Linked DNA regions of Mus musculus: all the other regions are linked to region 2. Evidence: chromatin loops called from intact Hi-C (ENCODE). Cell type or tissue: left cerebral cortex. All regions are shown on one strand.

Evidence for each region. Peaks named below come from ENCODE experiments on the same cell type or tissue, not always from the same donor. Only the 100,000 strongest peaks of a DNase experiment are listed, where the experiment ranks them.
Region 1: it touches region 2 in a loop (4-fold over the local background); 9 of 42 quality-filtered maps call a loop at or near these places.
Region 3: a loop joins it to region 2, with 3 times the contacts of the local background. A loop is called at or near these places in 5 of 42 quality-filtered maps.
Region 4: it touches region 2 in a loop (6-fold over the local background); 5 of 42 quality-filtered maps call a loop at or near these places.
Region 5: a loop joins it to region 2, with 2.9 times the contacts of the local background. A loop is called at or near these places in 5 of 42 quality-filtered maps.

The regions. Positions count from the first base shown.
Region 1 is chr6:85,913,163-85,918,162 of GRCm38, reverse strand. Nat8f1 (N-acetyltransferase 8 (GCN5-related) family member 1) reads left to right here and starts at 2,531. Exons shown (of 2, transcript NM_023160.3): 1 at 2,531-2,629. It overlaps Tprkb (Tp53rk binding protein), which reads right to left and starts at 2,444. Exons shown (of 6, transcript NM_176842.3): 1 at 2,373-2,444. In left cerebral cortex, CTCF peaks have their summits at 2,030 and 2,238 (motif pointing right); a DNase peak (open chromatin) is centred at 2,422; H3K4me3 peaks cover 2,040 bases; H3K27ac peaks cover 2,147 bases.
Region 2 is chr6:85,448,761-85,453,760 of GRCm38, reverse strand. It overlaps Pradc1 (protease-associated domain containing 1), which reads left to right and starts at 2,459. Exons shown (of 5, transcript NM_001163427.1): 1 at 2,459-2,648. The coding sequence starts at 2,582. Cct7 (chaperonin containing Tcp1, subunit 7 (eta)) reads right to left here and starts at 2,256. Exons shown (of 12, transcript NM_007638.4): 1 at 1,634-2,256. The coding sequence starts at 1,639. In left cerebral cortex, CTCF peaks have their summits at 2,164 and 3,615 (motif pointing left); DNase peaks (open chromatin) are centred at 842, 1,778, 2,339 and 2,923; H3K4me3 peaks cover 3,153 bases; H3K27ac peaks cover 2,620 bases.
Region 3 is chr6:85,507,731-85,512,730 of GRCm38, reverse strand. Egr4 (early growth response 4) reads left to right here. Exons shown (of 2, transcript NM_020596.3): 2 at 1-1,610. The coding sequence ends at 1,091. Among named protein-coding and RNA genes, the nearest start is that of Egr4, 3.4 kb to the left of the region's middle. In left cerebral cortex, a CTCF peak has its summit at 2,063 (motif pointing right); DNase peaks (open chromatin) are centred at 1,342, 2,054, 2,674, 3,920 and 2 more places; H3K4me3 peaks cover 1,562 bases; H3K27ac peaks cover 1,139 bases.
Region 4 is chr6:85,499,154-85,504,153 of GRCm38, reverse strand. It overlaps Fbxo41 (F-box protein 41), which reads left to right and starts at 1,160. Exons shown (of 13, transcript NM_001289675.1): 1 at 1,160-1,445. In left cerebral cortex, a CTCF peak has its summit at 2,484 (motif pointing left); DNase peaks (open chromatin) are centred at 1,105, 1,713, 1,955 and 2,406; H3K4me3 peaks cover 2,242 bases; H3K27ac peaks cover 2,508 bases.
Region 5 is chr6:85,584,454-85,589,453 of GRCm38, reverse strand. It overlaps Alms1 (ALMS1, centrosome and basal body associated), which reads right to left and starts at 1,923. Exons shown (of 23, transcript NM_145223.2): 1 at 1,428-1,923. The coding sequence starts at 1,808. In left cerebral cortex, a CTCF peak has its summit at 2,456 (motif pointing left); DNase peaks (open chromatin) are centred at 1,123, 1,886 and 2,480; H3K4me3 peaks cover 1,599 bases; H3K27ac peaks cover 659 bases.

The sequences.
Region 1 (5,000 bases), 460 kb before region 2:
ACCCTGAGATTCCACCTCACACCAGTCAGAATGGCTAAGATCAAAAATTCAGGAGACAGCAGATGCTGGCGAGGATGTGGAGAAAGAGGAACACTCCTCCATTGTTGGTGGGATTGCAAGCTTGTACAACCACTCTGGAAGTCAGTCTGGAGGTTCCTCAGAAAGTTGGACATAATACTACCAGAAGATCCAAAAATACCTCTCCTGGGCATATACACAGAAGTTCCAACTGGTAATAAGAACACATGCTCCACTATGTTCATAGCAGCCTTATTTATAATAGCCAGAAGCTGGAAAGAACCCAGATGTCCCTCAACAGAAAAATGGATACAGAAAATGTGGTACATTTACACAATGGAGTACTACTCAGCTATTAAAAACAATGGATTTATGAAAGTTTTGGACAAATGGATGTATCTGGAGGATATCATCCTTAGTGAGGTAACCCAATCACAAAAGAACTCACATGATATGTACTCACTGATAAGTGGATATTAGCCCAGAAACATAGAACACCCAAGATACAATTTGCAAAACACAAGAAAATCAAGAAGAGGGAAGACCAATGGGTGGATATTTCATTCCTCCTTAGAATAGGGAACAAAATACCCATGAAAGGAGTTACAGAGACAAAGTTTGGAGCTAAGAGGAAAGATGGACTATCCAGAGACTACCCCACCCAGAGATCCATCCCATAATCAGCCACCAAACCCAGACCCTATTGCATATGCCAGAAAGATTTTGCTGAAGGGACCCTGTTATAGATGTCTCATATGTGGCTATGCCAGTGCCTGTTAAATACAGAAGTGGATGCTCAGTCATCTATAAGATGGAACACAGGGCTCCCAATGGAGAAGCTAGAGAAAGCACTCAAGGAGCTGAAGGGGTCTGCAACCCTATAGGTGGAACAACAATATGAACTAACCCGTACCGCCAGAGCTCATATCTCTAGCTGCATATGTAGCAGAAGATGGCCTAGTCAGCCATCACAGGGGAATGCCAGGGCCAAGAAGCGGGAGTGGGTGGGTAGGGGAGCAGGGCGGAGGGAGGGTATAGGGAACTTTCAGGATAGCATTTGAAATGTATATAAAAAAATCTAATAAAAAAAAAACAAAAAAAAGAACTATGTCAAATGTTTTCTCAGCATCAAATAAAATGATCATGTGATTTTTTTCTTTGAAAAAAAAAAAAAAAAAGAGTCATGTTGACATTTAGTTCCCGATGTGTGATATTAAACGGTGAGGCCAAGTATGGAATTAAGAAGGTGGCTAGGACTTTGTACTAAGAGATAAAAATAAAAAATAATTAATCCGCTCATATCACTATAAAGTTAATAGTTTACCTCAGGGGCAATTGGGGCCTTTGAACTCAAAATTTTGTTTTTTGGGTTTTGTTTTGCTCTGCCTTCCAAGTGCTGGGATTAAAGGTGTGTGCCACCGCTGCCCAGGTCAAAATTTTGTTAATCCAGTTATATGATTATCAAATAAAGGCTTCTATCTCCAAAGCGATTCTATTACAAATGAAGTTTGCCTAGCCTCCTAACCTGCTCCCTGGCTTGAGGCAGACGCTGGCAGATCTCTGAGTTTAAGGCCAGCCTGGTCTACAGTATGAGTTCAGGACATCCAGGGCTACACAGAGAAACCCTGTCTAGGAAAACACAACAAAACACCTCACCCACCATGAGGTACTGTGGTATTAGCAACAGGAGGTGGTCTAAGGCTTCTCACGTCCAGTGTCCACGTTCTGACTCTATATCCACATCTCTCCTGACTCATCCTTGTCACAAGCACTGCCATCACCTCTTATCAATAACACCTTAACAGCGTCCTCATCCGGGCCCTGTCACCAGTAATGCAATTCTAGCCTATCCCAATGGTCACGGGGTCCTTCAGGAGGAAGTCAGGCTGAAGCTAAAGCACTAACTATGTCACTGGGACCAGCATGTAGTCTGGACCCTGCCTGACTCCTCTCCAACCCGGATGGCATGGCCTGCCCTCGGCTTAGGCTGGTCAGGCTTTCCAACAGGGCGTCCCTACTACCCTCAGGGCTTCTTGCCTGGGTCCCTCCTGCCAAGGCCGCTCGCTGGCCCGGGTAAAGCCTGGGGTGGAGGCGACTCCGCTCTCCGCCGCGCCTCCCTCCCAGCGCTGGGCCTGGCTGTGGCTGTGCGGTCCGCACGCGGCTCCTCCAGCCTCAGCCTCGGGCATCGCCTGCAGGGGGCGCCCCGGCGCGCGCAGCCGAGCGGCCTTCCGTCCCGAGCCGCGCTCCTGAGACCATGTCGCTCTCCACCGGGGCTCGCGACAAACACGGGCAAAGGCACGCGTACTTCGCCCGCAAAACTGTCCGCAGGGAAAGAGCAACAGGGCGGAACTCACCCTGCATCCTACGCCCGCATCAGAAGATCGTCCCCTAGGAAACTTAGCTCTCTACTTCCGGAAGTGCTTAATGTTTGATAGGTGGGCGGGCGCCGAGGCGCCCAGTTTCCGGTGGGCGTGCTCCTGGCTCTAAAATGGAAGTGGAGCGGACTCCTAGTACCGCTAGAAGCTGCTGGCGGAGGACAAGGAGAACTAACTCTAATTTGTCCCGGCTTCGGAGGTGGAAAAGCCCCCACTGGTCGGGCCTAGAAGCTGAGGTATGGTGTTGTCAGCCCTGTTCTTAGCCTGTGTTGAACACTCTTTTCCTGTGAAAAAGAAAAATATTCACCAGGATGGGAGTCACAATTTATCAGAGCTTTCCAGACTCAGTTTACCGAGTATGCTCTTGGGTGGAAACGGGGATCTGGCGTGGTTGTGGCTTACATTGAAGGAGCGCTTCCGGTGCTTGGAGATCTAGAGACAAGTGGACTTTCACAGCTGTGACAGAGGAAAGAGGCAAATTTCTTGAGCAGACCAGAGGACGCGACGCTGGGATCAAGTCCCCAGAAGCCATCCGCCTCAGGGAATTATACAAGACCAGGGTACTGCTCACGGGGAAGGGTGGCCACCAAGATAGTGAGTCCGGATTTTAGTCCTTGCTACCTGTCAAGAGAACCCAATGAATAAAGAGCTTGAATCTTAAAATTAGTTTATCCAGAGAGAACCTGCAGTCTGAAATAGTAGGTTAATTACCCTACAGACATGCATTCCCTGCCATCTTCACCCAGCAGAATATATAAGGAGGAGATAGGGCCATAGGCAAAGACAGCCAATAATCCTGGAGCTCCGTTTTGTTTTGCCTCTCTGGCCAGATGGTCAACATGAGGACACTTCTCATATGATGTTTGCTTCTTACTTTCTTGGCTTTCTCCTCGTCTGCAGGTGTTTGGACACAGGCACATTGGAACTCAGAATCTAATTAATTTCTACTGATAATCGACCTTACACCCCTACAGAGATACCTGGGAGGTTAATTCAAAACAAATGAGAGGGTGTCCGTTTCGTTTCCTTTCCTCAGTGTGAAGTACAAGTGTGTCTTCATAATCCAGAATATGAAAGTGTCCCTATCTGTCCCCAATCATTCTTCACTATCAGTAGCAACTCTGAGATCTGTGTCATATGAAAGATGACATCCTGACACCGTGCACCTGGTTGGTTGTCGGAATGACTTCTTTTCTTGTAAGAGAATTCTCTGGCACAAAAAGATGTACATCAGAACATACCATATGTAGCAGGAGCAGCTGTGTCTTGGAGTGAGAATTTCTGAAATATGCTTTGTTCTGAAACAGATATAGACAATAAAGGTCTGAACCAAAGTTAGAAGACAGTGTCAGGTAGCCACATATAAAACCATTTCTCTGTAACTTCTCAGCTTTCCTTTTGGAAAGTCCACCACAGTGAGTCCAGTCTCACTCACCAGGGCTAGACTGCCCTGCACTTATAGCCTTTCTGTTTCAGCTTCCCCAGTGCTGGAATTTCACACAAGCAGTGTGACTTGGTTCTAATTCTGACTCCTTTCCACATCTCTGAAGATACTATTGTTTGGTTGTGGTGGTTTAATTTTATCTCTCAGCCCTGTGATGGGATCTGTCCCAACCGATCTGATTCTGTGTTGAAGGCGTGAATGAGTGACACATGTCAAGGAATTAATGCCAATAAACCCTAGAGCCTACCTTGTCTATTTTTTTTTTTTTACATTTTGTTTATCCTGTTGGTGACGTCCTTGCATCTCCATTAAATCACTAATGGGGATGTCCATTAGAGGCTGTATTTCTGCAGAATGTCTGCAGGCAATAGCCATATAACTCTTATTTATTTATTTATTATTTTTTATTTATTAGATATTTTCTTTATATAGATTTCAAATGCTATCCCGAAAGTCCCCTATACCCTCCCCCTGCCCTGCTCCCCTACCCACCCACTCCCACTTCTTGGCCCTGGTGTTCCCCTGTATTGGGGCATATAAAGTTTGTAATACCAAGGGGCCTCTCTTCCCAGTGATGGCCAACTAGGCCATCTTCTGCTACATATGCAGCTAGAGACACAAGCTCTGGGGGGTACTGGTTAGTTCATATTGTTGTTCCATCTATAGGGTTGCAGACCCCTTCAGCTCCTTGGGTGCTTTCTCTAGCTTCTCCAGCCATATAATTCTTAAAGGAGAACACAAAACAGAACTAATGAGTGAATATTTAAGGAAAGCTAGTGTTAAAGTATGCAGTCCATCAAGGTAGCCCAGCAAGCCTGAGACCTGAATGAATCCCGGGAACCCACCTGAGGAGGAAGGCGAGAACCAACTGCGAGAGCTTGCCTTCTGACCTCCACTCAAGCCATGGCACACACGATAGTAATGAGAATTCTATAAATTACAAATAAGCAGTTGTCTGTAGATGCTTTTAAATCTAATTATCTACTTATGTTTTAAAATCCTAATAGGCAATGCCTTTTAATCATTAGGAAGCATTGCTCAGAGTGTGCCCTGTTAGAGCATGTTGAATTATCATTGCTTAAAGAGAATTGAGAGTTAGCAGCACATGAACACACGCCCGCCTAGGAAAAATTAGTAACATGAACAGTTCTGATTTGGAGAAA
Region 2 (5,000 bases):
CTTTGGCAATAGTACTGCCTAGAACCATTCCTTACTTTCCACCTCACTCTTCTTGTTCCTTCACAAGGGCTTAGTACCCTTAGAACCATAAAAGGCTTTAGTGTTTCGTCTTAATCTTCCTCTCCATTTTCCTTAGATCGTTTAAGGGACTGACTGGAAGAATCTCTTACAACACTGGCTGCTCTTCCAGAACTGGGGTTCCCTCCACTCCTAGCATCCACAAGGTGGGTCACCACATCTGTAACTCTAGTTCCAGAGATCTGACACCTCCATGGGCATTACATGTACATAGTAACCAGGCACACAGTAGTCATAACACCCACATACACTAAATAAAACAAAAGTCAATACTATCTATTAAACAATTAGTTGGAGGAGGCCCTGGAAGTGGCTCAGGGGTAAAGCTGCTAGATGCATAAGCCTAAGCACCAGAACTCATTACAAGTCTGTCATTGTGGTATATATCTGTAATCCCAGAACTGCTACAGCAAGATGGGAGGAAACAAGAGTCACCAGCAGCTCATAAGCTGTAAGTATGCAGCACAGCAGCAGAAACAAGAATCATCAATTTAGGTAAAACCCAAATGTGATGGTCTGGGACCCTTTGATAAAAGGTTTGCTACTTGTTTTGGCCAATGCTGGGCCACTGGTCATATCAGCAGCAATGATGCATATTTTACTGCAGCACATATGACTCATGGATTTATGCCTCAGCTCTGGTCTTCGCCGACCAAATCAATTTCAAGCGCTAGGGGTCAGGGAGCATGGACATGCTTCTGTAGGGACTCCTTCGGAGGAGAAGCTGTAATTTGGTAGCAGAGGGAGGACCTTACAGGTTTCCAAGTCTGTCTGGCATCTACGCATAGGAAGAAGCTGCAAAAGGCAGACAAAGGATTGACACTAAAAAGCAAAACTTAACGAGTGTGCTGATGCCAAACGCACAGGATTCTGTCTTGGAAGTTGACATTGCTCACTAACAACTCAGGTTTATCACAGGGGAACAGGGGAGGTATCTGACGCTGTCGGGGATAAAGGGTGATGCAGGAGGATTACAGGCAGACCTTTAAGAGACTCTCCTGCCTAAAGTACTCAGGTCGTCCCATCTTTGGTACTGTGTACATCAATTGCCCTTTTCCAGCACCAAGTACATTCGGGAGAACTAAAAATGCCCCCAACGAACAGGTTCCAACAGGAACGAAGGATTCTGTCTTTCCACATGCGGGAACGTAAACGACCACAATGCCAGGCAGGGCGTCACTTGGCCCAACCTAAAGACCCTCACGCTGCCTCTGTGCGCCTAGAAGCTCGCGCCTTCACTTCCGCACCTCCCAGGGCGATGTAACCCGGCCTTATGGTAGAGGTACAGAGCTCAACACACACTCGGTTCCGAAAACCCAAGCCTCCATTACGGGGAACAGGCTGAACAAGAGGTCTGTGGTCCCAAGCACCATGAGATCCATGGTTTCCAGGCCCAGCGGCATCGCGAGCCCCATTCGGCTCTCGCCAACAGCTTCAGTTTTGGATCAAGGCCGCCTCCGGCCGGGGAGCGGAAACGAGCCACTGTAGACACTCCGCATGGCGGGCCAGGGCCGCAGGGTCGTGGATGGCAGCGGATGCGCGGAGAGACACTCACCATCATCTTGGAAGCGGCTTCAGGTACCCGCAACTCGTCAGTTGTCCGCCTCGGGGCCGCCCACCCAAGCCCACAATGCTCCGCGCCGGAGAAATGCCCAGAAGCTTCTGGCGAGACGTTAGCCCGGGAGAGGAAGGGGCCGGACCACTTCCGCCACTCTATGGTTAGCTCCCGAGGTAGCCGGCTAGAGGAGTCGGAGGTCCAGGGACGCTCTAGGAACTCGCGTTAGCTTTGGCGGGGGTCATCGAGTCTCGCAGTGCTTTTGGTTTGTAAGGTGCGGTAAGGTCCCGCCTCAGCCCGCGCTCCCAGACGCCATGGTAGACGTGCAATGAGCTATCAGTACTGAACACCGGCTAGGAGAAGCACCTTAGGTGAGTGATCTCACTGCACCTGCTCAGCTCCGTGGCGAGGGAGCTCCGTGAGTTTCACAGGTAGCTTGGGAAGTTGGGAACAGTGTCCCGGGTCACAGGTGCGCGGCCCGCTCGGGCGCAGGAAATTTGCTCGGGTCGGCTTCTAGCTCTGTAGCGCCCCTTATCGGCCGAGGCGGCGCCGTGCCGCCTGCCCCTTCGCGCGAGGCCCGTCTCTGCCTGGGGAGGAGAGCCGTGGATCCCGCGCAACCCCGCGAGCCGCCCACCGCAGGTTCCGGGAGGCGCGTCTATAAGGAGGAGTGCGGGGGCGGGGCCGCGAACTGCAGTTGCTATTAAGAGTTTTGGCCAATCAGCGCCCGGTTCCACTTCTCCTGGCCAATAGGAAGTGGCCTAGGGCGCAGAGGAGGAAAGTGCGGCCACACGAACAGGCGTGGCGGCCAATCAGCCGCTGGCCTCCGTTCTGTGCTCCAACCGGCGCGGAGAGCGGGCCTGAGGGAGGCCGTGGCAGCTGTCAGGCTAAAGTCGGGCGAGGGATCGCGGCGGGACGGCGGCGGCGGCGGCGGCGGGACGGGCCCTGGAGATGAGCCGTGGCGCCGCGGGCTGGTGCTGTCTCGTGCTCTGGCTGCCCACGTGCGTCGCGGCCCACGGTGAGCGGCGACGGACAGGCGGGCGGGGCGGGAATCCAGCGTGCGCGCTTCCCGGGCTGGGGGCCACGGGTCACCTTGGGGACCCCGCGAGTTTGGGCCGCCCAGATCCAGGGACTAGACGGCTGCAGCGGGTGGATGCTGGTTCCCGGGTCAGTGAGTAGGCACAACCTGACAACCCCACCCCTCCCCGTCGAAACAAGAGCTTTCAGCTTTCCTCCCACTGAAGGCGACCCTGGTGACAGCTAGAGATCCAGAACGGAGGATGTGAGCGTTCTTATAGGCAGGAACACACATATGGGCTCACACGCACAGGCACCCACTTACACAACTCGAACATAAATGTACACACCTACGCGTTAAGTGAACACATGCATATACCCGAAGCTTATTAGATAAGCACATCAAATGCCAGACAGGGGTGTGCTTGTGGAAAGGGTTGCCTGGTGTTAATCCAGAAGGCTTCCTGGGGGGGGGGGGGGGTTATCCATCTGATGAAGTGTACCTACACTCAGGACAAAAAGCTGCAAGCCCCCTTAGCTCTGTCTGAGCTGTAATTTGGACCATAGACAGGATCAATTATAGACACAGCAATTGGATTGACTAACAGACCTGAGCTTCCATCCATCAACATTTACTTGCCTTTCTGGCAAGTTTAAAGAATCCAGGGACTCAAATCCAACTGAGAAAAAATATCCTAGCAAAGCTCTCGTGGTTTTTTTGGCCATTCTCTTGTTCAGGACAGCAGAGCTGGGCAGAGTTCTTTGTTTAGTAACCTTTACTGAGCAGCCACTGTGTCCTAGGCACTGGAGATTCATCTCTGTATAAAGCCACATACTTAAGGCTGGAGAGGTGGTTCAGTGGTTAAGAGCACTGACTGCTCTTCCAGAGGTCCTGAGTTCAAGTCCCAGCAACCACATGGTGGCTCACAACCATTTGTAATGGGGATCTGATGCCCTCTTCTGGTGTGTCTGAAGAGAGAGAGACCGTGTATTCACATAAAATAAATAAGTCTTTTTTAAAAAGCCACATACTTAGAATCACTGCTGCGATGAAAGAAGCTGACATAGAATATTATGAATCCACCATAATTACAGAGGAAGTATTAGCTGGGAGAAAGTATATTTTGAATGGGTGGAGGAAGGATAAGGCAGCATCTTTCTGAGAAATGACAGGTAAACTTTTAGGAAGACCCAAAAAGATAAAGACACTGAAAAGCCAGTACAGCTTTAACATGGGAAAGAGGAAACAAGAGTGGAGTGGGTATAGGAGTCAAATCAGGCAGGGCTTTCTACACCACAGCCAACAGCAGCATACACTTTAGTAGGTGAAGGGGACATTGAAGCTCTTGCAGTGGGGCAGGTGGACAGAGGCAGAGAGCTGGACAGACAGCTTGGCAGTTAGGAATACTAGTTGTGCCCGGCAGTGGTGGTGCACGCCTTTAATCCCAGCACTTGGGAGGCAGAGGCAGGCGGATCTTTTGAGTTCGAGGCCAACTTGGTCTACAAAGTGAGTTCCAGGACAGCCAGGGCTATACAGAGAGACCCTGTCTCGAGGAAAAAAAAAAAAAAAGGAATACTAGTTGTTCTTCCATAGGTCCCAGCTCACCACTGTCTGTCCCTCCATTTCTGGGGAGCTGATACCCTCTTACAGACTCGGCTAGCACCAGGCACACACATGGTGCATGAACATATATGCAGCCAAAGCACACATATACATAAAATTTAAATTAAAAATACAAAAAAAATGAAGGCAGATGAGAAGCTGAGGCAGGAGGATTGCTTGAGCCTAGAAGGTTGAAAACCAGTCTGGGCCACATAGCAAAACCCCCATCTGAAAAAGAAGACATGGAAGCAAGGCTAGATAGGTTGGGTCAGGACAAGAGATGACAGTGACTGATCTAGAAGATGTTGGTGAGACCAGAGCAAACTTGTAAGTTTTGGTTAGAAACTTGGGGGCTTCCCTGTCCACTCTGAAACTCTTAGGGCTTCTTCAGGTAAGAGGTGGATGTCAACCCAAGAGCTCCAGGTCTTTGTGGCTCACCTGCTGTGGCAGCAGCAGCAACAAATACAAATCTCCTGCATCCGGTCTGCCTTCCAGTGCAGAAACCAGCTCTCCAGCTGGGCATGGTGATGCATGCCTGTAACCATCATGTTTGGGAGGCAGTCAGGAGGAAGGATTCAAGGCCCACCAAGGAAACAAAACTAGTCCAAAGCCAGCCTGGGCAGTATGAGACCATTAAAAAAAAAAGAGGATTCCTGAGTATGATGGCACACACCTTTAATTCCAGCACTAAGGGTGAGGGTCGGGGCTATCAAAGGCTAGTCAGGGCTACATAGCGAGACTCTGAAAAAA
Region 3 (5,000 bases), 59 kb before region 2:
AGGCGGCAGCGTCTCGGTCCCCCCTGGATGTCCCTTTCCCCGCGGGCCCCGATGCCTTGCTGCCGGACCTCTACTCCCCAGATCTGAGTTCGGCCGCCTTTCCGGAGGCGTTTTGGGAGGCAGCGCCTTCGGCGGGCGCTCCCTCGCAGTGCCTGTTCGAGCCCCAGCTCTCCCCGCCCGACGTCAAGCCAGGGCTGCGGGCGCCTCCCGCTTCGCCAGCGCTGGACGCTGCTGCTTCAGCCTTCAAAGGGCCCTATGCCCCCTGGGAGCTGCTGTCGGCCGGGGTCCCGGGGAACTGTGGGTCGCAGGGGAGCTTCCAGACCACCCCGGAGGCCCGCTTCTCTGCAGTAGGGACCAAGGTCGAGGACCTGCTGTCCATCAGCTGCCCCGCCGAGCTGCCCGGCCCGGCCGCCAGACTCTACCAGGCAGGGGCCTACGACACCTTCTCGTTGGCCCCAGGTGACTTAGGGGAGGGGACCGAGGGCCTCCCGGCGCTGCTGACCCCTCCCGGCGGGGAGGGAGGGAGCGGCGGCGAAGGCGGAGAGTTCCTGGCCGCCCCTCCGGCGCAGCTGTCCCCTCTAGGCCTGCGCGGTGCCGCCACGGCGGACTTCTCCAAACCCCTGGTGGCCGATCTCCCGGGGGGCAGCGGCGTGGCCGCGCCCTCATCCCCCGCCGCATCCTTCCCCGCGGCCAAAGCCCGACGCAAGGGACGCCGGGGCGGCAAGTGCAGCGCGCGCTGCTTCTGCCCGCGGCCGCACGTCAAGGCCTTCGCCTGCCCGGTGGAGAGCTGCGTGCGGAGCTTCGCGCGCTCCGACGAGCTCAACCGCCACCTGCGCATCCACACGGGCCACAAGCCCTTCCAGTGCCGCATCTGCCTGCGCAACTTCAGCCGCAGCGACCACCTCACCACGCACGTGCGCACCCACACGGGCGAGAAGCCCTTCGCCTGCGACGTGTGTGGCCGCCGCTTCGCGCGCAGTGACGAGAAGAAACGGCACAGCAAGGTGCACCTAAAGCAGAAGGCGCGCGCGGAGGAGCGCCTCAAGGGCCTGGGCTTCTACTCGCTGGGCCTCTCCTTCGCCGCGCTGTAACCGGAGCTGGCCCCGTAGGTCGGGGGCGCCGGGTGCTCGGCGCACGCGGCACGGTCCGGCCGGTCCCTCGTTCCCCGCTGCCCTCCCTGCCTCTTCCACGCACGTCCGGGGCCACCCGCAGTCCAGCTCCAGTTTCCCCCGAAGCGCCCGCCGCTCACGCCCTTCAGCACGGGTTCCGCGGACAGCGCCCGCTGTTCGGGAGCCGCCTTCCTCCAGCCAGCCTCTCTGGGGACAGTCCTCTCGGTCCACCCACAGAACAGGCACTTCCTTGGGACTGAAGAAAGTGTTTTTGTAACTGGCGTACGCCCCACGCCTTCCTCTTTATCCCTCCCCAGAGACAAGCTGGGGATGTACCGAGCCGGTCTCTTAAGAACTTTGTACAGCAAGTCTTTGGATGTGATGTTTTTGCTTTGGGGTTATTTCCTTTTTGTTGTTCATTTTTTGTAAAGCAGACGCTACTCTCAAGCATTTGACAAAACTGTTTATTTTTGCAATTAAAATTATTGTGCTAAAAGCTTACCGAATCTGCCTTGTAAAAACTCCTAACAGTGATCTCTTTAACTTCACTCCCAGGACAGTATATGCCAGGAGACAGGAAATACCCACATGGTGAGATTCAGGCCTCCGACATTACTGACAAACACTCCTACAAGACACTGTGATTCACATTAGGCATTTAATAAATATAAGAGAATGAACTGATGTACTTCTTCACTGCTGACTTAAGGATTAGCAGTGTTTCTGGAACCAAAAGTGGAAGGCAAAGGTAGTAACGTCATGATATCCTCTAGGCCTCAGTCTCTAGTACCAATCTCAGAGCAGGAGGCAGTCAGTGCAAGTCGATTACTGTGTAATCCAACTGGAAACAACCAGGGTCGGTTATCCCTAACTCAGGAGCTTGCTTTCCAGCCCCAAATGGAAGGGAGGATGAGCCTTTGGAAAAGGCTTCCTTTCAAACAGGAAAGATTTGGCACTAGAGGGCGCCCTGGGCAGTAGAGGCCGATGCATTTTAGTGAAATGTGACTACTCTGTTAGCATTTGCTACCACAGATACATCTGTTCAAGAATCACTGCTGTAAAGACCAAAAGGGTCTCTGGGTTTATCTAGGCCAGACCCGAGGCTGTGAGGAACAAGCCAGAGGCTCCTGGAAGGGCCCTCCCTCTCCAGATGACAGTCCTTTTATTAAACAGCCGAACTCACGGCACAGTCAAAACCCTTGCCAAAACTTTACTTCCAGGTTAACCGTTTATGGTTTGGGGGTGCAGGCAGGCACAGAAAACCATGATCCTGTAATAGGGAAGGTGGGACATCCTCTTTATTCTCTTGATTTGCTCCTCAAAGTCTTTTCTACCTTGGGCTGTATAAAAGGCCTACAGTTGCACCTCCTGAATGACAGCTCTATGCTAAAGCAAGGGTGGGTCAACTCAGCTGAAGAGAGGGACGGAGGCAGGGAGAGAGAATATTTAGAGGTCAACTTTATGTAACGTTCTTCAGGAGCCATCTACTAGGGGTTTTGGTTGTTCCTATCTCTGCATGTGTGTACATGTATGTGCATGTGCCTTTGCAAGTGCATACCTTTGCAGAGGAGGATGTCAGATGACCTCTGTCACACCTCACATATACTTTTTTGTTTGTTTTATTATTTTGGATGCATAAATGTTTTGCCTGAATGTATGCATGTGTATTTGGTGCCTACAGAAGTCAGAAGAGAGTGTCCGATCCTCTGGAACTGGAGTTTCAGATGGCTACGGCACACTGTATGGGTTATGGGAATCAAACCTCAGTCCCCTGCAAGAGTAATAAGTGCGCTTAACCACCAGGCCATCTTCCCCAACCCTCTTGCACTGTAGTGTCTCTCTCTCTCTCTCTCTCTCTCTCTCTCTCTCTCTCTCTCTCTGTCTCTTTTATTTTTTCTGATACGGTCCCTCAGAAGCTGAAGGTTTGGGGGGGGGGTGTTTGGCTAGAGTAGGCAGCCTGTAAATCTCCTAGATACCCCTGTCTCCTCCACCCCTCAACCCTGGGTTACATGCACCTACAAGTTATTAGTGGCCATGCTCAGCTTTTACAGTGTGTACCGGTTATTAAAATTCAGACCCTCCTGCTAGCACAGCACATGAGCTTACCCATTGATCATCTATCTTGCTTAGTTATTTTGTTTTGCTGAAGAAATGTAGCTTTCTTAAAGGAAAAGGGAAAACATCCCCAGAGTAGAGAATACACCAAGAGAGAAATACTCTGTCTTGGTTTTTGAGATAAGGTCTATCTCTCACTGGACCTGGCTGACTGTCCTGTCAGTGAAGGCCAGGGATCCCCTGTTTCTGACTCCCCAGCTCAGGTATTATAATCTGCCCAGATTTTCTTTTTTAGCATAGGTTCTGGGGCTGGAATTTAAGTCGTGCTGCCAAGGCAAGCACTTTACCAACTGATCTCTCTCCTGCCCCCAGCTCCTCTTGAACCAGGAAAGACCTCACACAGATGCCTGGATTGGTGCTCCTGCTTTCTCAGCACCCCTCCCCCATATGCTTGCCCTCCAGTAACCTGTGATTAAAAACGTTGTCCCCTGCAGGGGAGCACCTTAAGCAAGGAGGTGAACAACAACAAAGCCACCCCAAAACTAAACAGATGCACTAGGCCCTTCCCTTTCTTCCAGAGTAAGCCGAGCCCAGTTGCAAAGACCCCAACTAGGTGAGCAACCAAGAGGACTCAGAGACTGGATCAGGTGCCTGAGATCAGCCAAGCTGCCTGGACGAGGTTTAGAGCAGATGAAGTGCCTGGAAAAGACACTCTCCAGCCTGCTGAGCTGCCAGCAGGCTGTGTGCAGTGCCACGTTTTCCCAGCTTTTACAAGCTGTGTCATGCATGCTGCAGTGGGCCTTGGTGATACAGCTGTCTTTGAGTCATGCCTGCTCCTGTAAGTAATGTCAATAAAACTCACTGGTTCACCAGCTTGGACTTTGGTGGTATCTGTACTTTAGTCTGTCATGGGTTCGCTACCAGGGATGAATACATGAATCTGTTTCGTCTCCTCAGGAAAGGTTTTGTCACCCAAATGCAACCCCAACAGCTGACCAGAGACAAAATGACTGAGACTTGTAGCCTTAGATATTAAGTCATTCTCTCCCTAGGTATTAAGTGCCCTCTCAGGACTGAGGACTTATGTCTAATAAACCAATTTTGACAAATTGATGCTGTCTCTTCCAAAAGAAATGCTATTTCAGAAGTATGGCCTGCAGAGGGCAATATTTAACCCTTTGGAGCCCAAGTGATGGATTGACTGCCAGACACTGAGAGGTAAGTGGTAGATTCAGGAGACCTGAGCTAAAAGGTGAGCCACATTATCTTTCTGACTATACCTTCAGACATACACACTCATAGGCATGACCTCAGACTTCATTTCTATACAGAGTAGGCAAGGCAGAGCATGGAGGCCCAGCTTTTCTTCTTTTTCTTCAGGTTTTATTGATTCTTTGTGAGTCATGCAGCCCAGTCCCACTCATCTCCCCATCCCCTTGTATCCACTCTCTGCCTTTGCAACCACCCCCCTAAAAAATAAAAAACACACAACAAAAAACAAACAAACAAACAAAAAAACAAAGCATAGAAAAATCTCATCGTGGAAGCTGTAGTGTGTCCCACAGTGTGTCCCTCTGTAATCTCTTGCAAATGTTCACTGCAATGAGTCATCATCCTGGTTTGATGTCTCTGGCTTCTGTGTCATGAAGACCCTGCAGCTTTGGATCCCCAGGACAGAAAAGGCCCATAGCTTAAGCAGCACCAAACCACACCACTGGAACAAAAGGAGGTCATATAGGCAGGCCGTCATCAGCGGCTAGTCTCTGAACCAGAACGCCCTTGCCAGCTTCTGCTGGGTTCCATCACTGTGGTCCTCTCCCTCCCTTCTCTGATTTC
Region 4 (5,000 bases), 50 kb before region 2:
TGAGTGATCTCCCTTCTTAATCTAAGAAGGCTTCCTGCAGGTGGAAACGCTTCAGAGATTCAGGAAGTAAAAGGGGTTGCTTCATTGGCTTGGCCACTGTACACTCTCCAGTTCTTGTTAGATGTATGGTTCCCCCTAAGTCGCCTGCCCAGATTCCAGATTCCTTCCCCCACACTACATGTCCCTGGGGCTTCTGCCCTCTCATGTGTGGGATGGGGCCAGTGGAAGCCACCCAAAGCCTCCAGGGGAGTCCTGGAACTATGCTGGCTGGATTTCTGCTCTGCTGCAGGCCCTGGGTGCAGTCCAGCAGAGGTGGTGGAGTGGAGGCACCGCTGTGTGGTCCAAGTATCATCTCCCTTTTCCTCATTCAAGGCCTAGTTCAGCCCAGGCCTTGCTTGGTATCCCCAGTGGGTTGTTGTTTTGTTTTGTTTCCCCAGCTCACCTTCAGCCCTGTGAACTTTCCCTAGCGCAAGACAGCCAGGCTGTGCCTATCTCAGCAGATAGGTAGGCCAGAAGCCAAGGGCGAGGAGTCTTCTAGGTACTTCAGGTTCAGGAATTCTGGGGCTATCCTATGGAAGTGATGGGTTTATCTGGAGCAAACCAATGCACGGTCCCTGCTCCTTTTCATTTGTAGGAAAAGGACCTAAGTGCAATAATAGGTCCAGGAACATGACACAGTGTGGCCCAATGCAGCCAAGTCTTCCCAAAGACTACGTGTCTGACCTGAAGTCACTGAGGGCAAGACCTGCACTTGGGCTCGAAGCCCAAGAGGACGCTGAGGAACTGTGGTGTATGTCATAGAGCTTGTGCCAGCCTCGTTTGGATCTCCAGAACGACCCATCCCAAGATCTGCTTCTGATTAGGTGCAGGCCAAGTCCGAGGGGTGGGTTAAGGTGGACAGGCCCTGATTAAAGGTGGGCAGCAGAAGACACAGCTGGACGCTCCAAAGCACAGGAATGCCTTGGTGGTGGTGCCTGGTGAGGGGAAGGTTGCACCCCCATCCCCGTAGTGCCCATCCTCCACCCAAGCCACCAGCTTCTGCGGAAAACGTGGGGACCAGGCGCAGCCGCTCCTGGCTGCAAGTGCCGCTCCCCTCTTGCTGGAGAGCCCGCCCCGGAGGAGGGGCCGGCTCCGCCCCACCTCCCGGCCGCCTCCCTCCCTGTCTCCTAGCTGCACCGGGGCCGAGCGCCCCCTCCTATCTCCCCCTCCTCCGCCCTGCGTACCCCGCCCGTGATCGCATCGCGAGCCCCTCCCGCTGCACCGGGCTGGGGGATTCGGCCGCCCCCGCCCCAACCGGGAGGCGGCGGCGGCCACCCAAGGCTGCAGTGGGGACCAAGATTTAAGGCCCGGCGGCGGCCCTGCGTCTAGACCGGGCACGCGGGGTCTGTGCCTCTGCGCCCCCAGCCCAGGGCCGCGGTGCCTGGCCTCGCCACAGGCTGGAAGAGGTAAAGGCAAGTCTGGAGCGTGCTGCGGGACTGGTCCTGGAGAGGCTAGGCAGGGAAGACCTCAGCCACTGCCCCCTCCTCCCCTGCCTTCTTCCCTGTTGCCCTCCTGAGGCCGTGAGGCCGCTAGAACTGGGAGGGATTCTGGGCAGGCCAGGCTTCCAGGCAGCCAAGGGGTTAATTTAAGGAATTAAAATCAGAACGGGTCTGAGACCAGGCTTCCCCTCCCCCCTCCCGCCTGTCGCTGCCTGAGCCTTGTTGGGGGGGGCGGGGGCGGGCTCCAGAAAAAACCCACTGGGACTCTGGACCTTGGAGAGGGAGAAGGGGGAGTGCCCTGAAACCCCAGCCCTCTCCACCTGCTGGTGATGGAATGGGGGAGGGTCTTGGTAGGCCTGCCTGGGCACCTGTGTGGTTGTAGGTGCGTGCCGGTGTGCACGTGTGATCGTCTGGAGGCGTTCATATATGTGCACACATGTTTTTGCCTCCCCACACCCCAGTGCCTTTGCGGGTGACTGTGCCCACAGTGTCTCTGGAGGTGTGGGCTCCATCCATCGCCTTGCATGTGTGTGTGATACTGTGCCTGTGTACACTGCCTACAGTCTGCCGAGAGAAGAGTGAGGCCTGCCCCCTCCCTTTGGTTTAGCCTGCGGTGAGGGGCTCAGATGGTTTTCCGGGTGTGGGATCCAGGTGCTGGAGCCTGTGTGCGTGTGTGACCTTGGGAGGCGTGTGCATGTTTGCAGGACCACGAGAGGGGGTGCTTAGAACAGAAAGGCAGTGAGGAGGGTGATCAGGAAGCAGAAGAGTGGCTGCGATGGCTCCTGTGGATTTTTACCAGGCTGGGTGACTCTTCTGGAGGCACCCAGTTTGGGGTTATATAGCTGCAGGGCTCAGGCCCAGGCTTCTTGGAGGATTGGGCAGAGGGGTTGGACAGGCAGGACATTCCTTTATTCTCCACCCACTGGGGCATAATGGGGGTATAATGTGGACACCTCCAGCTGCCTCTTCATCTGCAGAAGGCCTCCACCTGCTGGTGGAGGCCTCCTGTAAACACCTAGTTTAGAGCTTCTGTTGGGGCTTCTAAATCCATCTAACACCACCCAAACCTTCTCCCCTCTGTTGTCTGATTTTCTCTTTCTCTGCTTCTTTCCGGCAAGTGGATTTTACACGGGAAGGAGGAGGGACATGCTCCTGGGCCCCGAAGGCCAAGTGGGAGGGAGAGCAGATAACTGTGGGTTGGTCAGGTAGGAAGTTGGGAGCCAGAAAGGGAAAACACAAAAAACAAACTCAGCTAGCTTCTGCCAGATCTGAATTTAACTGGTGGGACAGGGGACAGAGATTTGTGACATATACACATTTGTGCCTACATTAAGGAGTACCTTGCTTTTAGGGAGGGTTAAGAGGTAGTGAAGGTTGTCAAAATATAGTAATTACCTTTGCCTCTGAGTACCCTAGACATTCCTCTGATAATGCTTTGTATAGTCAACAAATATTCCCTTAGTGCTACTATGGGACCTTTATCCTATGAACACTTCAGGATTGGTACAGACACCCCGCTCTCAGCCAGAAGGAATGTAGCATAGAAATGAGTTGGTCAGGAAGTGTTGTGTTCAAATCCCAGTTTGTCATGGGTTTCATTTATTTACTACTGTATAACAAACACCCACAGAATTTAGAAACTTTGGATGGCATTTGTTTGCTTGCTTATTTCAGTGCTGGGAATTGAACTCAGGACCTTGTACATACTAGGCACATGATCTACTACTGGCCTTAAACTTTCGGTCTTCCTGTCTCCCAAGTTGCTAGGACTTCAGGCATGTATCAACCACTAGCAACGACACTGTTTCTCATAGTCTATGAGTTGCCTATGACTGTGGCTATGGGATCTGGGGATCTCACTTGGAATCACATACAGGGCCTCTCAAGATGCCTTCTCAGCCCCCCAGGGCCTCCTTCCAGCAGTAGCCTCAGGCAATCCTACACAGCTGGGATCCAGTCTCTGGGTTGCAAGGCTCCCTAAGGGGAAATGTTCTAATATGACAAATCCTAATGTGCAACTACTCAGTGGCTTCTGCTTGCATGAAGCTTGCTGATAGCCATCTGGCCAAGCTCTGAGTCAGTGTGGGAGGCACATAAGGCACATAAGGGCAACACTAGAAAGCTTGATTCCTCAGAGGTCCTCATGCAGGAGCCATTTGTTACAGGTCTTTATTGGCCACGGGCAAGTGATCTGACCAATCTGAGCCTTAGCTTCCTCATTCCAGCACTGAAACCTTCCACCTCCTTGGGAGCATTGTGGTGAATATGGTGATGTACCAGGAATGATTATTAGACAGACATCGGGCCACTTGACTTTGACATCTTGTGCTGGGCACATGACATAGAATAAACCAGGTGACCCTGAAGCCTTAGAGCTCAGCTAGAGCAAACCATGGCAATGAGAAGACATAGTGGGTTCTGACCTCTTAGTAAGGGACTGGGGAGCCACCATGCTCTACAAGGCCATTCGTGGATTTATTTAGTTAATCTGTTTATTTAGTTACATGATGGTAAGTGTTGAAAATCGCTTTGGTTGGGCACTGGAGAGATGGCTCAGCAGTTGAGAGCACCTTGCAGAGGACCTGGATTCGGTTCCAAGCTCCCACATGATGACTCAAAACTGTTTGAAACTCCAGTCTTGAGGGATTCAATACCCTCTTCTGCTCAGAAGTGCACTTGGTGCATGTACATACACGCAGGTAAAACACTCACACACCTAAAACAAAAATAAATCTTTTCTAAAAATTCGTTTTAGAAAATTATTTTGGCTTCGTGAAATTTAATTGATTCATGATTTGGGATTCCTCTAATAGTGTATTTATGTGCACCATGTGAAGATGGTCATTTGAACTGTTTCTGCCTGTAGTGTATAAACGATGATGGATCTAATTTATATGTATATCCATGATCCCCAGCTTGTGGGAACTGTCGTCTGTCAGAGTTTAGTGTATGGGAGGACTTGTGCTGTGGTGGGACTCAAGGTATCAATGAAAGGCTCTACAGAAAAGGTGACATTTGAGCTGAGTCTACAAAACTTACTAGTTGGAGAATAAAGTCCCAAGAAGGGAGACCAGCATGAGCCTAGACTTGAAGATGTGACAGGGCCCAGGGCTTCCCAGTGTAGGTGAACCCTCATGGGGCTCAATGGCAATTTGTGTGGAAAAGGAACAGAGACAAAAACTGGTGCTGGTGAAGCTGAGAGCTGATCAGATTTAGCTACCCTTGATGACAAGGGCTGCAGGTGTGCTTCACCACTGAGCAGATGGACTGGGGATATAGCTCAATTTGATTGCTGGTACTCTCCAAGCACTTGGGAGATGGAAACAGAAGGGTCAGAAGTTCAAGACCATCCTTGACTTCACAGTAAGTTTGAGACAAGCCTGGGCTACATAAGGACCCGTCTGAAAGGAGGAAGAGTAAGAGACCATCCTTCAGAGATTATTTTACTTGTTTGGTGTATGTGTGTGTGTTCATGTGTTTACGCATGTAGTGTGTTAGATGCTTTCTTGTTCTTCACCTCAT
Region 5 (5,000 bases), 140 kb before region 2:
ATCCTAACCCTATAAAATAAAAAATAAAAAACAAATGTAAAATGTGAAAAAGTCACACTCTTGCTAACCAACAGTGCCTTGTTTTATCTATGCTTTGTTTAACCCCTTGTTTACTAGCCTTGCAGTCTTCAAGGTAACTCCCCAACCTCACTGACAAGTCCAGGTTACCTATTTCATGCATTCATTTTTTTTATGCATGCATTTTTGTATATAGCAGTTTTACTTATGAGATCATGTGAATTTTATCTGCCTCCCTCTTTAGAATGGGAACACTAGGAAGGCAGCAGTTTAGTTCACCATGATTTCCTTAGTATCAAGTACAAGGTAAACACTTAAAGTATAAGCTGAATGAATTTAATACCACCTAGCAAGCAAACATCATGTATTGCTTTTTGACAATCACAGTCCATACTATCACTGTGATAATGAAATTGTTCTGCAATTGCTTTGTCCAACGTGACAGCCACTAAGCAGGTCTATTAAGCACTTGAGAAGTGTACAGGATCACTGAATTCCTAATTTTATTCATTCCCCTTCCCCAATACTAGGGCTTGAAAACTCAAGTCCTTGCACACACTAGGCAAGACCTCTCTACCACTTAAATACACCACCAGCCTTTCTAGTGTTACTTAAAACTAATTCGTATGTAAAGAACCACACGTGACCATACTGACCAACAACGCAGTTCCTGATAGTTAAAAAGCATTAATAGCACGGTTAGTTTCAAAATGATCTTGGTAGGACCTCTGTAAACTTGGCTCTTCCTCTATTTGGTCCTAACTTGGTGCTTTCTAATTTTCCAGACCAGAGCTGCCTCACAAGCTTTCTTTCATTCCAAGTTCCTGCCACTGGCTAGGAACCTATTAATTGCTACAAGTGCAAAGACACACAATGGGCGGGAAGACACACAAAAGCTCACGCAGAATACTTAACCAACAATAATTCCTAGTGGGGGGGGGGGGGTGAGGGGGGGATGTTTCTTGCACTTCAATAAAACTAAGGTGTTAAATGCTAAACGTCTCTCCACCAGTTAGCTATTCCCTAGACTCCCTCCCCAGCTCCCACCTCCTGCCAAAGAAGCCTTTCTAACTGCTCGCTCTGGGAGTACCGGCTCCCAGCGCCATCTGTCTTATCTGCCCTACTTTAAAAACAAAAACAAACAAACAAAACAAAACGAAAAAAAAAAAAAAACGGATCCACTGAGAGGCGCAGGAAACACGGAGCTGTCAATGTCAGGAAGAACCTAAGACTACAAAGAACCTGCCAGCCCCACAAGCAAGGTGTACAGTCCATAAGCAAGGCGACCCGCAGCGCGTAGGTCCCGATATCCTGGACCCAGTTCAGTAGCTCAAGCATCTCTACAGTCGCTTGGCCTCAGCCCCGCTCCTCCCCACAGCCCAGCTCCGGGCTACAGAGCCGCTTCTCACCTCAGTCTTGCCCAGATGCTCCACTGGGGTGTACCGGAGCCGCGGGGACAGAGGCGGAGGCGGAGGCGGAGGCGTGGGAGGGGGCAGAGAGAAAGCACTGCCAGGACGGTCGGGGTGAGCCTGCAGCCAGGCTTTAGCCAGCTCGTCCTCCTCTTCGTCCGAGCTCTCCTGCCGCTGGGACTCGTAGTTAAAATCCAAGTCGGGCCCCGCCTCTTCGAACTCTTCCAGTCTCCCACTCTCCTCAGAGGTCAGGGCCTCCTCGGTCGCCGCCGCCGAGGCGTTCTCCACCTCTTTCTTCCCCTCCTCTTCCTCGCCCTCCTCCTCCTCTTCTTCCTCCTCCTCCTCCAGCTCGTCAGGCCACGGCAGGTCCTCAGGCTCCATGTTGGCCTCGCGCTCCAGGCGCCTTTGGAAGAGGAGGAGAGGGGGAGGGGCGAGGAAGGGAGGGGAAGCGAGTTGACTGGCGGTTGCGGCTGCGCGCAGGCGCACCTGCCCTCACTGCCTCACGCGGGGCGGAGCTGAGAACCAGCCCGCGCGTTGCTAGGGACGCCCCGCGGGGAGCGCGGGAAAGCCGCAGAAGAGCGTCACTAGACCTCGCTCACAGTACCGTATGCTCACAATAAACCTAGTCCGGGCTTTGGGGACGCTAGGGGTCCTGCACAAAGTCACCCATGATTTTTTATCTCTTGCCCTAGAATAAACCAATAATAGTCACGTTCGCAAGTTACAAATTTTAAGGTTAGTGCCAGTCTACCTAGCAGTAGTGAATCTAATGGGATGAGTGAATAGTTAAGAGAGAGAGGGAGAGAGAGAGAGAGAGAGAGAGAGAGAGAGAGAGAGAGAGAGAGGGAAGAGAGGAGAGATAGTTGGGATCTGACTAAACCACAAGCAACTGTGTGAGAAGCGCCTATAAAACGAGGTTAAGAAACCAACCCCGGCCTGGAGAGATGGCTCACGGATTCAATTCCTGAGTTCAATTCCCAGCAACCACATGGTGGCTCACAACCATCTGTAATGGAGTCTGGTGCCCTCTTCTGGTGTCTCTGAAGAGAGCAATGGGAGTGTACTCATGCATAAAATAAAAGAAGGTGGTGGCGCACGCCTTTAATCCCAGCACTTGGGAGGCAGAGGCAGGCGAATTTCTGAGTTCTAAGACAGCCAGAGCTACACAAAGAAACCCTGTCTTGAAAAAAAACCCAGAAATATTAATAAATAAATAAATAATAAAATAAATAAATCTTTTTTTTAAAAAACGAAAAGAAAGAAACCACACACACACACCCTCAGGGCTGAAGAGATGGCTCCACCAGTAAGGCATCTACACCACAAACTGGAGTTTGATTCCCAGAACTCACATAAAAGTGGAAGGCAAGAACTAACTCCCCTAAATTGTCTTTACTGAGTGCACACACAATAGTATAAAGGTAGCTGGATCAGGTAGTACACGCCTTTATTCTCAGCACTTGAGACGAAAAGGCAGGTAGATCTCTGAGTTCAAAGCCAGCCTGGCCTACATAGGGAGTTTCAAGACACCCAGGGTGACATAGACAGACTGCCACAAAAAAAAAAAAAAAAAAAAAGTCTTTAAAAGAGGGCAGGCAGCATGGCTTAGCAGGTAAAAGCACATGACCCTCCATCCTGCCCAACAGGCTTCCAGTAGCAACGCTGTACCTCTTAAACCAACTGTGAAACGAATCATTTCTAATTCAAACCATCACAGAGAGACATTTGTCCATGTCTCCCCAGAAGAAGCCACAACACTGTGCCTAGTGTCTGGAACAGCCTCTGGCATTTAAGGAGCTGCTCAGCGAACACTGTCAAGAGAGAGCAACAGAGTACAGATTGAACTGACAGGCCAGGAGATAACAAATAGAATACTGGAGTCCTGGCTTCCCCTGGGATTCCTAGAGCTGTCTGCCTACTGGAGAACTCTTGACTTCCTCTCCCAGCTAGCAACTAGGGGTCCTCAGACAAGCAAAGAGTGAAGGGCACCTCCAGGTGTTTGTGTGGGAGGAGAGAGGCTCACTGTAACTTTCAGTTGACACCAGGTGGCAAACCCTCATGTAGGATGAATCATTGCCACCAATGGCTAAAGAAATCCATTAACAGCTTCAAAAAATGATTATACGTAGCATATATAGAAAAATGTATATGTATATAAGTGTGTGTATATCTGTGTGATTGGGGAAATAGATGGGCAGATAAATACATACAAAAAATATGATAAAGGACCAGAAAATTTAGGAAAACATAAAAGAAATATATAATAAACCAGTGAAGGGAAAATTAAGTATTCATTAAATTTCCATTTGCTCTCATTTCTGTCACTGTGATTAAATACCTAACAAAAAGGGTTTATTTTAGCTCACAGTCACGCGCTATTTGCAGTCCATCACAACTGGAAAACCGAGACAGCAGGTCACACCACATCCACAGCCAAGAATAGAGGAATTAACACATGTGTGCCTGCTTGCTTGTGAGAGACTGATTGTCTTAAACTGACTTGTGTTGGAAGGTCCCGCTCACTGTCTGTGCCTTTACTCCTTAGGCAGAGGGTCCAGAACTAGAAAAAGGAGAAAAACTGAACTGAGAACAATCAAGAAACATGCGTATATTCCTTTCTCTCTGCGCATGGCTGTGGGTGTGATGTGACTCACTGTGTTAAACACCAGAACTTTCCCACCCTGCTGGTCTGTGCCCTCAGACTGTGAGCCACAATAAGCCGTTCCTCCTTTAAGTTGCTCTTTGTCAGGATGTTTCATCCCAGCAACAGAAAAGTAACTGAGGCCAAGTCTCACTGAGCATGATGATCAATTCCAGATAGCCCACATTTTCAAGACCTTTTGTTTGGAACCCACTCTCAGGTATCCATATCTATTCCAGCAGGTTTGGGGTTTTTTTTGTTGTTGTTGTTTGTTTGTTTGTTTTGTTTTTGTTTTTGTTTTTTCCAGTTATAAGTACTAGAAGTGACTAATCTGGTCAGCTTGCTTGCTTGCTTGCTTGCTTGCCGTAGGATCTCACTCTGTTGCCCAGGTTGTCTTGGAACTTTGTAGCTGATTTCGAACCTGTTGGGATGATCCTTTCTTAACTTCTCTAGTACTAGAACGATAGGCATCAGCCACCATGCTTAGCTTCCTCTACTCATTTTAACTGAAAAGGAAATGCATTGGAAAGAAGCAATCTAGCTCACACACCTGGCAAAGCAGAACCTCCCAGATAAGTCACAGTCTTGAAAAATGGAACGAAGTGCTGTTTGAAGACATCAGCATAGTGCAACTAAACCACGTTGTATGAAACAGGATGAAATCACAAGAAGCATGAAGCTGCATGACTCAAAACAGACAATTACATAGCCACAATTTATAATCATAATGTAAGGAGCAACACAATAACCCAACACTCCTCACTTTTGCAACTGGACACAAACCTTAGCATATCGCTTTCACCCTTTTCATATCTACTTCATGTCTCAGCCTATATCACAGGGTCTTTGATCCATTAGGTGACTCCAAACTATTTCTGAGAGAATCTTACCTACATAAGGTGACTGTCATCTTCCATTACATGATATTGCTA